Regions from separate parts of the Homo sapiens genome. Here regions 2 and 3 are each linked to region 1. The links are chromatin contacts, found by Hi-C or POLR2A ChIA-PET in ENCODE. All regions are on one chromosome and are shown on one strand. Each heading gives the region's core, a stretch centred on a gene start or an enhancer-like site at or near the end of the contact. The rest is flanking DNA. Distances are from core to core; before and after follow the strand shown. Region 1 holds the start of GDI2 (GDP dissociation inhibitor 2). Region 2 holds the start of TAF3 (TATA-box binding protein associated factor 3). Region 3 holds the start of KLF6 (KLF transcription factor 6).

Region 1 (2,700 bases), core at 17-2,516:
TTTCTCCAAAGTGAATTCTTTTGCAAGATGAACATTTAAAAAAAAAAAAAAAAGAACAGAAAAAGTACAAACTACAGAACCTGCCTGCGTTATCTACAGATTACCTAAAGTTCCCTTAGAAACAGATAACCAGGAAAATCAATATACCATGATATTAGGTACACCTTGCATTCATATATTACAATGCATTCTTCATGTTATTATCTTCCAACTCCCTGAAGAAAGCTTCGGAGTACAGAGAACTTGGCTTTTAGCAATCCATCACCAACCCAATTCTTAGGGGAAAACAGTCCAGAAGAGACAAAGGAGGCAGAGAACCCACCAAACAAAAGGAAAAGGCGGCGAAGGTCAGGTGCGAAAGCATTTGACGGACAAGTTTTGAAAAAACTCAATTCCAATTCTACAGATGCTCAGTAAGTGAGAAGGGAGGGTGGCTAAAAGGATTCAATAATACTTCTCATTAGCAGGGGGGAGAAAGGATTAAAAGACTAATTTCCACGTTTTCGCCAAAAATATAAGTTAATCAAGCCCTAGCAGTTCCGAAGCAGTGATTATCCAAGACTTGTCAGGAAACCCCGTACTCGGCTTTGGCAGCCAGACTGACCCGGGGCAGCGGCCGAGGCGGAATAGGAAATGCAACCGCGAGGCCTGCACCGTCCCCTCCGCCTCGGGTGCTGGTTTCCAACCGGGCGAGGTCACCGGCCCAAACCGGGGAGCGGGACCCTTGGCCCGGGCGGCCTTCTCCCCTCCCCTCCGCTTCCGCTGGGGGCAAGCGCAGAGGCCGGGCTCGGCCGTCACCCCGCCCCGAGCCTCACGGCCCGCATCTCCATTTCCCCGCCTGCCCCTCACACTGGGAGCCGCCCGCTCGCCCCGGGACGCGGGGCGCCCCTGAACCCGCCCGCGCCCCTAGCCACGACTCCCGTCCCGAAAACTACGGCTGACGGCAGAACGAGACCCCCGAGGAGCTGCGACCCGCGGGCCGTGCAGGAGCCGGGGGTGCGCCCGCCCCGGCTGCTCAGCCCCGGCCCCTCAGCCCTGGCGCCCACCGTCAGGCCGGTGCCCAGCACGATCACGTCGTACTCCTCATTCATGGCGGGGCAGGCGCGGACGCAGGACCCGAGCAAGGAAAAGGCGCAGGGGCTCCGTGACCACCCTACGAGGCTGGGAGGCGCTCTTGGGCGCGAAGGAAAGGGGAAGAGAAAGAGAGGAAAATGGAGCTGGCGACAAGGCGAGACCGACCGCCACCTCAGACGGGAAGAGAAGAACTGGGCGGGGAGAGGAGGGGAGGGAGCGAGGAGGGGAGGGCTGTGACTGAGCCTCCGCAGCCGGGGCGGGGCCTGCAGGCGCCGGGAGGGCCGCCAATCAGGCGCTCCCGGCACTCTAATTGGTTACGTCCCCGTCGCTCGCACAACTTTTTTTCCTTCCCCGCCTCTCGCGAGAGGAAAAGGGCGGGGCGTCGCCATTTTGGCTTCCGGTTCCCCTTGCGGCCTCTGCCACGGTGGTTCGGGAGGCGGCGCGCGGGCCGGGGTGGAGGTGCACGGAGCCGCGGGCGGGGACTGCTGGCCACCACCGTTCTGACTCCCGCCGTCGGGGCGGGAGCTCGCTCGGTCCAAGGTCCCAGAGCCGGATCGCCGCCCTTGGACTTTGAGCGGGCGCGTGCGGCGGCCACGTGGGCGAGGAGCGCGGGCCGGGCTGCCTCTCGGGGGTGGCGGCCTTGGTTCCTCCCGCGGGGCTGGGCTTGCCGGGGCCCGGAGCCCGCCGGGAAGAGTTCGGAAATCACACGTGTCCTTTTTCCCGCTCTGTGCCCTCCTTGTTTAGTGCGTTGCCGGTGGGCGCTTTAGGAAATTGGTAGGAGGAAAAGCGGCTTCTTTTGAAAAGGTAACCCTTAACAGAGATGAAAGTGAAAGCCAGGTTTCATTGGGAAGCCGATCTGCACCTACCGAGGGCTGTAACTTAAAGCCGCTGTAAACGTGGTAGCTGATCCTTGTATGCAAAGGTTTAGGCCCTAAGCTTAGAAACTGTTCCTTGCTTGCCTTCTACCCCGCTCCTCTTTTTCTAGAATTCTCTTAGGAATCTCTGGCTTCATTGAGGACACAGGTGTAAGCAGAAGCTGTGTTCTCAGCTCCAAGAGGCCGACCCCACGAAAGCCTAAGCAGGTGAATTTCGTAAAGACGTTGACAGTTGGAAAACCTGTGCTTTCAGCACGTGATAAATCTGCAGAGTCAGCAGACAATGAAGATTTGGCATTCAAGAACTCCTCAAATACTTCTCGATAGTAGCTATTCAGAGCCTGCCTTGATAGACCGAACTTGCTCATATTTAAATCATTAAGATAGAGGAAAGAATGTAACAACTTTTTAAAATGTTTCTTACCCCATAAATACTTGAAGAAGATATGTTATATTGGACCATGGATCTTTCTGGGGGGGAGGGGAGAAGAAAGCAAAAGTAAAGTTTAAATTTACATTCAACCTTAATTTGATTGTATATATTTGTGACCAAATGAATTAGTGCACAGTTGACCATACAACTGATTATGCAACAGTGAGTGTAACTGACTTTTCTTTTGGCTAAGCTAATGATGACTAAAGAAGGTCCTTCTGTTGCTCTGTCTTCAAGTCATCAGGGGGTCATACTACCTATATTTTTGAACCAATATGAAATAACCCTTTTTCTTTATTTTTCTGAGACAATCTCACC
Region 2 (2,700 bases), core at 198-2,697, 2.0 Mb after region 1:
AAAATCCCCTCCCCTATACACAGAAAGGCAAATGAAGAGGAACAAACACCCAGGGTGGCGGCGGTAGCGGGACAGATTTGTGAAATCCAAGGCGCAAGAGAGTTTCAATGTTACAGAAGCGTTCAACATTATCAAATAGCTACAAAATAATCAAGTACGGCTAGGACTGAAAAATGTCTCATAGATTTAGCAACACAATGTTCCTGATAACTTGGGGACAGAGTGTCCAGGGAGTAAATGCAGGCACCTTGCCCTTTAGTACCTTGCTTCTCTGCAGATCGTCATTTAGCTGAAGAACCATAATTTCAGTTCTATTATTGAGTTTCCCAGACTTTGAAAAATGTGAATATCATGTTCAAAGTTCTGGAATAGTCCCTGTCGGAGGAATATAGAGCCACTCATAAACTCGCAATTTATTGGAGGAGCACATAAACTAAATACACTGTGATAAGTACAGAAGGGCATATTTAAGAAACCGCATAGTTCAGCCACTACAATCGGGCGACCTGCAGGCTGAATCTAGACTAACCGTGGGATCAGTTTGGCTTTTGAGATGTGTTCCCAATTCTGTATTTAAAAATCAAGATATTTATCCCTAAATCCGATTTCTGGCAATACTTGGATGGAGCTGGGAGAAGGCTCTGGGGTAGGCAACCGTTCCCAGGACACTCGGCCTGCGACACCGGTTTAAGGCTCGGTTTGGCCTCTGTAGGCAGCCGAGGTCCCCATCCCCCGATAGGTCACAGCCGCGATGCTCAAATCGCACACTATAGCCCACAGGCAGCTTACCTGTTTTTTTTAAAAAAAAAAAAAAAAAAAAAGTTTTATTGGAACCAGGGCTGGGATTAGAATGACATGAGTGAGTCAGGAGTTTATGGCATGGATTTGGATTTTTTTAAAAAAACTGTTAAAATATTATCGATCTTGATGACTGAGTTTTTTGAGGCCCCCATTAATTTGGCACAGAGTCCTCCTAGTTCCTGCCCTATTGCGAAGGGCTTTGAAGGGCATGCGGAACAGCTTGGACTTTATTTAATCTTTGCAGTGGCAAGCAGCTCAATACACAGATTTTTAGCTGAGGCAACACCAGCGCAGGTCTGCGTTTGGCGAGCTCCGTAAGTTCCCACGCCCCAAACTTCTCTCTAGCACATAACTCTCTAATATGACTAACGTTATTAGTGCTAACTCTCTAACCTGTCAATGTCGTATCCCAGATCCCTCGTTTGCCTCTAAAACACTGGCGTTTTCGTCACCGCTGTCCCCCAGGTGAGCGCCCCAGCACCTGCCGCCCTGGGCGCCTCCTCCACCTGCGCGCCCCACGCCCGCTTCCGGCCGGCTTCCAGGCCTCAGAGGCGATCCCGAGGAATCGTTCCGCTCCCAAGGGGCGGAGCTTTCTCATCGCCGCGCTCGGCATTCGGCTTATGCTGCCTCGCCCCGGCGGCCGTCCAGCGGGAGGCGGAGCGAGTCCAAAATGGCGGCTCTCAGGCTGGCGCGCTCCGTGCTGCTGGGGCTTTGAGGTGGTCGCCGGGGGTCCGGGGGACCCTTTCCCCGCCGCGGAAGCCCTAGAGGATGAATCGGGGACCCTGCTAAGGTCTGGCGGCGGGGCTGGAGAGCAGTGGCAGCAAGGGCTGCGGTGGCGTCCACGCAGCGGGATGTGCGAGAGTTACTCCAGGTCGTTGTTGAGGGTCTCGGTGGCGCAGATCTGCCAGGCGCTGGGCTGGGACTCGGTGCAGCTCAGCGCCTGCCACCTCCTCACGGACGTGCTGCAGCGCTATCTGCAGCAGCTGGGCCGGGGCTGCCATCGGTACTCTGAGCTCTGTGAGTACCGGGCTGGGTGCGGGAGGGCTGCCCCGGCAAGTCAAGGGTGACACCTTCGCTCTCCCTGTCCCTCCGCGTCCCCGGGGTGTGCATCCCGCACCCCGCCTCGAGATCTGCTGTTTCCTCGGCCTCCCACGTCCCTGGGCTTCCACTGCCGCTCCAAACTCTAGTCATCCTTCGGGTGCCTCTTCCTTATCCGCTAACTTCCCGCCACCAGCCCGGGAGTCGGGTCTTCGCTCCCAGCTCCACACCCTCCTACCGCTCCTCCGCTCTGAATTGTGTCTGGATCTCTCTCATTGTCTCCTGTTTGCTGCGGGTAGATCCACCCCCAGCGTGCCCTACACCCTCTTTTACCTCGGTCCTTTTTCTCCCTTGCCCGCAAACTACTACAACTAGTTGTCACAGGCGCTCCGTCTACCGGCCGTTTCTTACAAGACTGGCCATTCCTGGGCTCCTAACTACATAGACTCGTTGACAGCTCTGCTCCGTTAGGGACACTGCCTCGTCTTTCTGTATCTGTTCGTTTCGTGAACGACATCTCCATTTACTGTTTTTCCAAGGCTGACTTTGTCAGTTTCGCTGATTAGATGTACTTTCACTTACGTCTCGGTTACCAGTGAGATGTCAGTGGCTATCGAAGTAGGATAGAGGGACCGTGGGCAGTTGACAAGATTCTCCAGGTAATCTGGGCTACAGTACTTATGAGTTTTAAATGAATGTCTGGTAATATCTATAGCTAGTGGTATTTAATAATTTAATGGAAGGAATGGAATATTTTAATAGAAGCTCCACATTATCTTGTTGATGTGAAGCATTGTATGTGTGTTTGTTGAGGAGAGGAAACTACCACTCATTTTAGTTTCAAGTCATGATGTTTAAGGT
Region 3 (2,700 bases), core at 145-2,644, 2.0 Mb before region 1:
CGACCAAGAGCCAGGTCTGGCCGTTTGCCCAAATCCCAAACGCCCGAAGGAAACTACTTAGATCAATTTCAATCACGTCCTAGGGAGCAGCTTCTTTGAGGAGGAAAAAAACAGGAGGGGGAGGGGGAAAAGGCAGGAGAGGACTGTGAACAATTAAGCAGGCGTGTGAAGGTTGCAACACCCTGCATTTCATCTTCCTTAAAGCTTTCGAGGCTTGGAAACCCACAGCCTCTATTTGATCTGGCAATTCACTTTGTGACGAAAAACAAACAGCACAGCAGGGCAGGGAGACAACAGTAAACCCTCCTGCGATCGCTGGAGAGACAATGGGAGGAGTGTCAGTCTCTCTCCCCTCGGGCGATGCTACCTATAAGCACGGGGACCTGGTAAGTTTCTTAAATTTCCAATGCCCCCAAATTCCAGTTCTACGACAATGTCGGAAACCGAGGTCCTTCTTTCCAAACTAAGACTTGAAGCAGTTTGGACGGGCTCATTGTCACAAGACTGACAAGTCACTGGGGTGTACACAGTTTTATTTTTATTTTTCTTGGTCAACAAGAGAAGCAGGGAAGACAAATAAGGCAGATCTAGGGGAAATGTTAGGCATTCCAAAGAGCAGAAAACACATTGGAAATGGTCTACAGTTTAAAAAAGACAAAAATAAAAGAGAGCTGGTCTACGTTCTGGGGGCAAAATGTGATTTTTTTAAAAAACTGTTAAGTACAAGCACCAAGAAACAAAACAAAAACAAAATCCGTTAAAAAAAAACAACAAAAAACAAACAAACAAAAAAAAAACACCTTGGCAGGCAGAGCAAGTTGGTCCCCATGACAAGCTCCAGCTGTGGCGTCTGGAGCGGGGACAGGCTCCGAACTCGTGCCAGGGGCTCGGCCGGGCTGTGCCGGGAGTTGGGGCTTCCCTGGGCGGACGCTGATCGCAGCCTGGAGGATCGATCGGCGGGGGCGCTGCGCCCGCTCCCCCGGTGACAGCGCGGGGCCCAGGCCCAGCGGACCGCAGAGAGCACCGGGTCTGAACCCCAAACAGCCGACCCGGCCCGCGCCCCGGCGCCCGCAGGGAACCGCGGCCGGCTGCGTTTACCTGTTGCCAGTACTCCTCCAGAGACGGCAGCGCCGAGAAGTAGCCGGTCTCGTGCACGATCTGGAGCTCCTGGAAGATGCTGCACATGGGGAGCACGTCCATGTCGGGCCGGGTTGGACGGAGCCCGCGGTCGCGAGGGCGGCGAGGCGCGCGGTGGGAGCCGGAGCCGAAAGTCTCCCCGGAGCGCAGGTGAAAGTTTCATGCAAACTCCAGGCTCGCAGAGACGCCCGGCCGGACCCTCCCGCAGCCCGCAGCGCGCGGAGCCCACACAATATTTGCAAACACCGGACTGACTGCAAACGTAACCCCTGCAAAACTTCCCTATTCAAAGCTCCGCTGCCAGCCTCCCCCTCCGCCCCCGCCTGGCTCCCCCCACTCCCCCTCCCCCCACGTGACTCGCCCCGCGCCCGCCCCGTGCGCGGCCCAATCCCGTGGCTCCCGGCCCGGGGGCTGCGCGCCGATGATGTCAGCTCCGGCCAATCGCAGGCGGCGACACACAGCGGCCCCGCCTGGCGTGACCGAGACTCTCCATCACGGCCCGCACCATTGGCTCAATTCGAACTCTGCTCGTTCTGATTGGAAAGTGGCCTCGCAGGCTATTTTTAGCAGGGTATATAAGGCGCGGGCGGCCGCGCGCCGGAGGAGTCCGCGCTGTGAGGTGCGCGGCCGAGCCCTGCACTGCGCCCGCGGCCGGAGCTAAGGGAGCCGGGGCTGGGAGAGCCGGGGCGGGCCGCGTCGCCTGTCCCCAGTCCCGGTCTCTCTTCCCCGCTGCCCGGTCCCGCCACCCCACGCCCGTCCCGGTCACCAAGCCGGGCCCTGTCGCCGCGCGAGCCCCGGTTCCGGCAGCTCACCCTGCGGGCGGCCGTCCGGTCCCGGGGCCGCCCGGTTCCCCCCCGTCCCCTTCTATGCCCGAGGCCGCCCCGTCCCCAACTGTCCCCTTCTACGCCGGGGGCTTCCCGGTCGCCAACTGTCCCCTTCTATGCCCGGGGCCGCCCCGTCCCCAACTGTCCTCTTCTGCGCCGCTCTGTTTCCCTACATCCCCCTAGTCATCCTCTGTTCTCTAACCTTGGGGTACCCCTCTCTGTCCTCCTCCACCTCCGGGTCCCTCTCTGTCCCCCTCCATCCCTGAGCCCGTCTCCGTCCCCCTCCAGTCCTAGGGTCCCCTCTGTCCTCCGGGCCACCAGAGTGGGGGAGGGGAGCACGCAGGCTCCCCTTGGAATTGGGAGAAACGTGTTTATCTTGTAGAGGGCGATCTTAGCCCTCACCAAGGTTAACAGCTAGGTTTTCCCATGAACGTGTAAACAATTTAGGTGCAAGCCGACATTTAGTGTGTGTGTTTTTTTCCATATAAATTATCTCCTAAAATATACCGTAATGTTCATTTTTAAGAAAAATGTCGAGACTCGAACCAGAGCATTTTAAAATCCAAAATGGAAAACTGAATTGTAACTGTATTATAGTTTTTGTTTCAAAATAGTTTAATGAACATTAAACATTTTGAAAGAATGGACTATGTAAAAAAAAATTAGAGGGTTTTGTATGTTAAGTTTTAGAGGGTCCGGCAGAAGCATGTGGCTGTAAGACTAGGTGGGGACCTTAGTG

Evidence for each region. Hi-C counts contacts between places; a loop is a spot of excess contacts on that map. ChIA-PET counts read pairs that join two places held with the same protein, here RNA polymerase II (POLR2A). Pooled maps may share reads with other maps.
Region 2: a loop to region 1 is called in a map of CD8-positive, alpha-beta T cell, with 4 times the contacts of the local background. The contact joins the promoter of TAF3 here to the promoter of GDI2 in region 1. A Hi-C loop is called at or near these places in 1 of 168 maps with a recorded cell type or tissue (CD8-positive, alpha-beta T cell) and 6 of 50 pooled maps. POLR2A ChIA-PET finds 5 or more read pairs at or near these places in 1 of 52 experiments (OCI-LY7).
Region 3: a loop to region 1 is called in a pooled map, with 8 times the contacts of the local background. The contact joins the promoter of KLF6 here to the promoter of GDI2 in region 1. A Hi-C loop is called at or near these places in 1 of 37 single-sample maps with no recorded cell type and 6 of 50 pooled maps. POLR2A ChIA-PET finds 5 or more read pairs at or near these places in 3 of 52 experiments (T-cell, activated CD4-positive, alpha-beta memory T cell and activated CD8-positive, alpha-beta memory T cell).

Annotation. Positions count from the first base shown.
Region 1 is chr10:5,812,168-5,814,867 of GRCh38, forward strand. GDI2 (GDP dissociation inhibitor 2) reads right to left here and starts at 1,267. Exons shown (of 11, transcript NM_001494.4): 1 at 1,047-1,267. The coding sequence starts at 1,091. LOC124902367 (a long non-coding RNA gene) reads right to left here and starts at 1,030. Exons shown (of 2, transcript XR_007062041.1): 1 at 148-1,030. RefSeq lists silencers at 548-1,087, 1,228-1,497, 1,558-1,737 and enhancers at 689-1,281, 1,282-1,874, 1,938-2,037.
Region 2 is chr10:7,817,058-7,819,757 of GRCh38, forward strand. TAF3 (TATA-box binding protein associated factor 3) reads left to right here and starts at 1,448. Exons shown (of 7, transcript NM_031923.4): 1 at 1,448-1,818. The coding sequence starts at 1,653. LOC105376392 (a long non-coding RNA gene) reads right to left here and starts at 1,306. Exons shown (of 3, transcript XR_001747356.1): 1 at 1,195-1,306. RefSeq lists enhancers at 1,124-1,642, 1,455-1,514, 1,643-2,160.
Region 3 is chr10:3,783,815-3,786,514 of GRCh38, forward strand. KLF6 (KLF transcription factor 6) reads right to left here and starts at 1,395. Exons shown (of 4, transcript NM_001300.6): 1 at 1,099-1,395. The coding sequence starts at 1,200. RefSeq lists enhancers at 1-216, 217-773, 774-1,329, silencers at 935-1,534, 1,785-2,064, 2,245-2,304 and a promoter at 1,196-2,133.